Linked DNA regions of Homo sapiens: region 2 is linked to region 1. The links are chromatin loops, found by intact Hi-C in ENCODE. Cell type or tissue: CD4-positive, alpha-beta T cell. All regions are shown on one strand. Each heading gives the region's core, and the rest is flanking DNA. Links, peaks and the distances in the headings are about the cores only. Region 1 overlaps IL36G (interleukin 36 gamma). Region 2 overlaps PSD4 (pleckstrin and Sec7 domain containing 4).

What was found. A loop is a pair of places that touch in the nucleus more often than their neighbours do. Peaks named below come from ENCODE experiments on the same cell type or tissue, not always from the same donor. Only the 100,000 strongest peaks of a DNase experiment are listed, where the experiment ranks them.
Region 2: a loop joins it to region 1, with 2.6 times the contacts of the local background. A loop is called at or near these places in 3 of 110 quality-filtered maps.

What each region holds. Positions count from the first base shown.
Region 1 is chr2:112,983,601-112,986,513 of GRCh38, forward strand. It overlaps IL36G (interleukin 36 gamma), which reads left to right. Exons shown (of 5, transcript NM_019618.4): 5 at 1,240-2,058. The coding sequence ends at 1,449. Among named protein-coding and RNA genes, the nearest start is that of IL36G, 7.1 kb to the left of the region's middle. In CD4-positive, alpha-beta T cell, for the core only: CTCF peaks have their summits at 1,466 and 1,683; a DNase peak (open chromatin) is centred at 1,691; H3K27ac peaks cover 574 bases.
Region 2 is chr2:113,197,437-113,200,349 of GRCh38, forward strand. It overlaps PSD4 (pleckstrin and Sec7 domain containing 4), which reads left to right. Exons shown (of 17, transcript NM_012455.3): 13 at 128-198; 14 at 311-477; 15 at 1,304-1,448; 16 at 1,647-1,790. Among named protein-coding and RNA genes, the nearest start is that of PSD4, 25 kb to the left of the region's middle. RefSeq lists a silencer at 1,753-2,042. In CD4-positive, alpha-beta T cell, for the core only: CTCF peaks have their summits at 1,822 (motif pointing left) and 2,022; a DNase peak (open chromatin) is centred at 1,885.

The DNA of each region.
Region 1 (2,913 bases), core at 118-2,617:
AACAGCTTGGTGTCTTGGAAGGCAAAGAAGAAGACAGGTTGGTGGGGGCAGAATGAGCATGCAGGAGAGTGGTAAGAAGGCAGGGCAGCAGGTAGGCAGGAGCTGGGTGGCGTAGACCCTGTGGGCTTTGCCGAGGAGTTTCACTGTAATAACAATAGAAAATCATGCAAAAGGGTATCATAATCTTATTTATTTACTTCAGTTTAAAGTTCACTTACCTGCCTTATGGAGAATGATTATTAGAGAATAGAGTAGGTTCAAGGAGAACATTTAGAAGGTCACCCTAATTGTCCAGGTGAGAGAGTGATGGCCTGGATTGGGGTTGATGCCATGTGTGGAGTGCAAGAAGTGACTCGATTCAGGAAATATTTTGGTATTTTGGAAATAGAGTCCACAGGCCTTGCTCCTGGGTTAGATGTTAGGGGATCAAAAAAAGAAATGTCAATAATGACTCCTAGGTTTCTGGCCACCCAAAGAATCAGATTAACTGGAAGCCATTAATTGAGTAAAGGAATCCTGTGGGAGAAGAACTTCTCACTCAGGGTGGAATGTGGCTGAATTACAGATCATTTCTGTGTCTCTCTTGAGATCTTGAACACTTGCAATTTACTTAGAAATACTTATTTTACCTAAATATACAATGCATGTACATACAAATATATAGACATACAGAATATAGTTCCATATACAATATAGAAGGCATTTTTTGATTGCTCTATTTACCTTCTTCCTTTGATACAAATCCTTTGATTTGTTAGACCCTCTTGGGTCTTTTTCATTGGTATTTATCTTTCTCATATATGTGGCAATTAGTCAGAAATTCATACCCTAACCTGGCTGTCCTTTGTCACGCCGGTGGTTCTTGCAGGGTAGTGACTCTCACTGTTGTGGTATTGGTAAGGGAGGTAATTTCCAATTTCTTCCTCTTCCTAAGGGTCACCTCAGCCTCTTGTGTGAGAAGAGTTCTAACTTGTTGTTCAAGTGTGGCTGCTTGTTCATTAAACTCTCCCTTGTAAACTTCCTACACCATCTCTGGATTTGAGGGTGGGGGCTTGGAAGGTAAAATTTCATGTATGTTTACTCTGCTGCTCCTTCAAAATGTGTGTTTCTCTAGGCCTGCTCTAATAGATGGATAAGGTTTTCTGGAACTTTGGAACATTTATTGAATTATTATGAATAACCTTGAATATCTCAAACAGCTTCTGTTTCTCCTAATGGGTACTTGTTCTGACATTTCAGGAGCAGAAGATCATGGATCTGTATGGCCAACCCGAGCCCGTGAAACCCTTCCTTTTCTACCGTGCCAAGACTGGTAGGACCTCCACCCTTGAGTCTGTGGCCTTCCCGGACTGGTTCATTGCCTCCTCCAAGAGAGACCAGCCCATCATTCTGACTTCAGAACTTGGGAAGTCATACAACACTGCCTTTGAATTAAATATAAATGACTGAACTCAGCCTAGAGGTGGCAGCTTGGTCTTTGTCTTAAAGTTTCTGGTTCCCAATGTGTTTTCGTCTACATTTTCTTAGTGTCATTTTCACGCTGGTGCTGAGACAGGGGCAAGGCTGCTGTTATCATCTCATTTTATAATGAAGAAGAAGCAATTACTTCATAGCAACTGAAGAACAGGATGTGGCCTCAGAAGCAGGAGAGCTGGGTGGTATAAGGCTGTCCTCTCAAGCTGGTGCTGTGTAGGCCACAAGGCATCTGCATGAGTGACTTTAAGACTCAAAGACCAAACACTGAGCTTTCTTCTAGGGGTGGGTATGAAGATGCTTCAGAGCTCATGCGCGTTACCCACGATGGCATGACTAGCACAGAGCTGATCTCTGTTTCTGTTTTGCTTTATTCCCTCTTGGGATGATATCATCCAGTCTTTATATGTTGCCAATATACCTCATTGTGTGTAATAGAACCTTCTTAGCATTAAGACCTTGTAAACAAAAATAATTCTTGTGTTAAGTTAAATCATTTTTGTCCTAATTGTAATGTGTAATCTTAAAGTTAAATAAACTTTGTGTATTTATATAATAATAAAGCTAAAACTGATATAAAATAAAGAAAGAGTAAACTGAAATTAGCAAGAGTAGTTGAATAAAGCCATTGCAGTGGGTAAACCTGGGACTGGGGCTTAGCTGGGGACAAAAGGGCCTTCCTTGGTGGATAGTGATGGGGTGGGGGTGAGAAATTCAGTATGTAACAGGGCTCTGCTGTTTGGCTCCTTTCTTTATGGTCGAATAGCCTTGGTTTTTCCCTGCTTCCTCTAGTCTTTTCCTTTTAGACCATCTCACCATTCACATACTTTTTTCAAAAACTTCAGTAAAGATGTCTTTTTTTTCTTCTTGGAAGAGAAAGCCTTGCTTTCCCAACAGCCACCTTTAGAAGATATATTCTGACGAAATTAAATAACTGACTGATATAGTTTGCATGTTTGTCCTCGTCCAAATCTCATGTTGAAATGTAATCCCCAGTGTTGAAGGTGGAGCCTGGTGGGAGGTGTTTTGGTCATGGGGGTGGATCACTTGTGGCTTGATGCTGTCCTCACCATAGTGAGTGGGTTCTCACAAGATCTGGTTGTTTAAAAGTGTGTGGCACCTCCACCCTCACTCTCTCTGTTGCTCCTGCTTTTGCCATGTGATGTACCTGCTCCCCCTTCACCCTCTGCCATGATTGGAAGCTTCCTGAGGCCTCCCTAGACGCCAAACAGATACCAATACCAAGCTTCCTGTAAAGCCTGCAGAACAGAACTGTGAGCTAATTAAACCTCTTTTCTTAATAAATTACCCAGTCTTGGCTATTTCTTTACAACCATGAAAGAACGACCTAACACACTCACTGTGGGTATAATTGTAGAAATATATACCTCAGATCTGATTCTGTATATAATAGATTTCTTTATTTTTACTCTAACACTG
Region 2 (2,913 bases), core at 324-2,823, 210 kb after region 1:
TGTGCATCCTGGTGAGAGACTGGAGGTGGTGTGAGGGACAGGGGGCATATGCACACTTGCGTGTGTCTGAGTGTGTCTGGATGCTGGTGCCCCCACCTACAACATTTGTGTTCTGTTCCTGGAACAGCGCCATGGGGCAAGCGTGGCTGGAAGATGTTCCACACCTTACTGCGAGGGATGGTTCTCTACTTCCTGAAGGTAGGAAAGGAGCCAACACCCCTGTCAGAATGGGAGACTGAGAGAGGCCCAGAACAGTCTGGAGGGTGGGCAGCTGATGATAACCTCTTCTCTGAGCCCCTGTGACTGGTAGCAGGGAGAAGACCACTGTCTGGAGGGGGAGAGCTTGGTGGGGCAGATGGTGGATGAGCCCGTGGGGGTGCACCACTCGCTGGCCACCCCCGCCACGCATTACACCAAGAAGCCGCACGTCTTCCAGCTGCGCACGGCTGACTGGCGCCTCTACCTCTTCCAGGCACCGTAAGTCCCTGGGGTGGGAGACTGTGGCAAGGCCTTGCCCTGCCCTAGTTCTCTCTCCCCTGACCCTGCTGACACCTGAGGCTTGTGGGCCCCAGGGGGTCCTGGTGGGAATGGCCGTATGATCAGAAATTCTTAGAAAGCGGCAGCAGGAAGAGGAGCTGGGGACCAGGGATGAAGCCCAGGCATCGCCTACTTCCTCCCCATCCTTGGCCAACTTTGCCAGCACAGTATGCCTTTTCCTTGTCAGTGGGATAAAGCCTCCCAGTTCAGAACACAGGATTCCGGGAAGTTGCTAATGATTGACCATATCTGGCATTTGTTATGAAATCTGTCACCTTCTCAGATTGTCCTCTTTATTTTTTATTGTTTATTTTTGAGACAGAGTCTCGCTCTGTCGTCCTGGCTGGAGTGCAGTGACTCTCACCTCGGCTCACTGCAACCGCCGCCTCCCGGGTTCAAGCGATTCTCATGCCTGAGCCTCCCGAGTAGCTGGGATTAAAGGCGGGCGCCACCGCGCCTGGCTAATTTGTGTATTTTTAGTAGAGACGGGGTTTCACCCTGTTGACCAGGCTGGTCTCGAACTCCTGACCTCAGGTGATCCGCCTGCCAAGGCGTTGCCACCGCACCGGGCCTCCAAATTTTCCTCTTTATTGATAAGAAATGCCACGGTCAGAGGTCGGGTGCCCGGCTAGTGGCAGGGCTGTAACTATGGGAGGCTGAGTTCTGAGCAGCTGGCCAGCTGTGCAAGCAGCCACAGGAGGGGGCGGGAGGAGGGTGACAGGACGGACTCTGTGTCCCCGGGGACCAACGACCTCCTTTGCCCCAGCACTGCCAAGGAGATGAGCTCCTGGATCGCGCGCATCAACTTGGCTGCGGCCACGCACTCCGCGCCGCCCTTCCCCGCCGCTGTGGGCTCCCAGCGCAGATTCGTGCGGCCCATCCTGCCCGTGGGCCCCGCCCAGAGCTCCCTGGTACGGCCTCCGGGAAGGGGTGGGGTCCGGCGGAACTGGGAATGTGCACCTGGAGCCCCAGGACTAACTCGGGGAGGCTGGAGGCGGGCTGCGCACTTGGCCTGGGAACCGAGGCGGCCAGGGGGGCGGCGCGCCCGGGCCCGGAAAGCGGCGGAGGGGACGCCCGGGACAGCGCCCCTCACCGCCCGCTGCTCGCAGGAGGAGCAGCATCGATCCCACGAGAACTGCCTGGACGCTGCCGCGGACGACCTGCTGGATCTACAGAGGAACCTGCCGGAGCGGCGGGGCCGTGGCCGCGAGCTGGAGGAGCACCGCCTGCGGAAGGAGTACCTGGAGTACGAGGTGAGCGGCCGAGCCCACCTCCCCGCCGCTGCGCAGCGCCCTCTCCGCCCTCTCGTGGCCGCCTCGGTCCCTGCAGCCGTCACTGCCCTGACCGCGCCGGGGCGGGGAGAGGCGCTTGCGTGCGGGCGGGGCCCGCGTGCGCCGTCTGCAAAGGGGCGGGGGCTCCCACATGGACACCCGCGTGCACGGGCGTGCACAAAGAGTGTGTGTCCCCACGCACTTAGGCCTGTCGCCTCTCGTCCTGGGGGCACATAGCAGCTGCTTGTCTGGAAACACCCATAGCAGATGTTATTTTACAGTTTTCTTTTCTCCTAAGAGTATATTTGGCTTTTCCCAAGTTGAAGGGAAAACTGTATTTCAGCTCAACTGTTCCTTCTAATACCTACCAAATATTAATAGGTAGTATGGATGGAGCTTGTCTTCCTTGCATGGATTGTCTCATTCAATTAACAGCTCTGGGTAGGTCCTGTTATCCTCATTTTACAGATGAGGAAACTGAGGCACAGAGAAATTAAACTACTCTTCCAAATCTGGTAAATTTACATGCTGCTCTAAATGCCCCGTTTATGGTCTTAACTAAGAAATGACCGTGTTTTTTTGTTTTTGTTTTTGTTTTTGAGACAAAGTCTCGCTCTGTCGCCCAGGCTGGAGTGCAGTGGCTCGATCTCAGCTCCCTGCAACCTCCGCCTCCCAGGTTCAAGCGATTCTCCTGCCTCAGCCTCCCGAGTAGCTGGGATTACAGGTGTGAGCCACCACACCTGGATAAGTTTTGTATTTTTAGTAGAGACAGGGGTTCACCATGTTGGCAAAGCTGGACTTGAACTCCTGGCCTCAAGTGGTCTGCCTGCCTCAGCCTTCCAAAGTGCTGGGATTACAGGTGTGATCCACTGCCCCGGCCAGTAATGACTTTGTTGACTCTACAGCCCATGTTGAAATGTTTTATCCCTTAGTCTCCCCCAACCCTCACCCATCCACCCACACTCCCCAATTCTGCTTTGGTGTGACGTCAGTTCATCTGGGATCCTAACACTGGGTGCCTGCTTCAGGGATCCTGGGTGCCTGCTTAGGGTGAGGGCCCACTGGGCAGGAAGGGTAGGTGAATGCAATGTGAAAATAGAGGGAA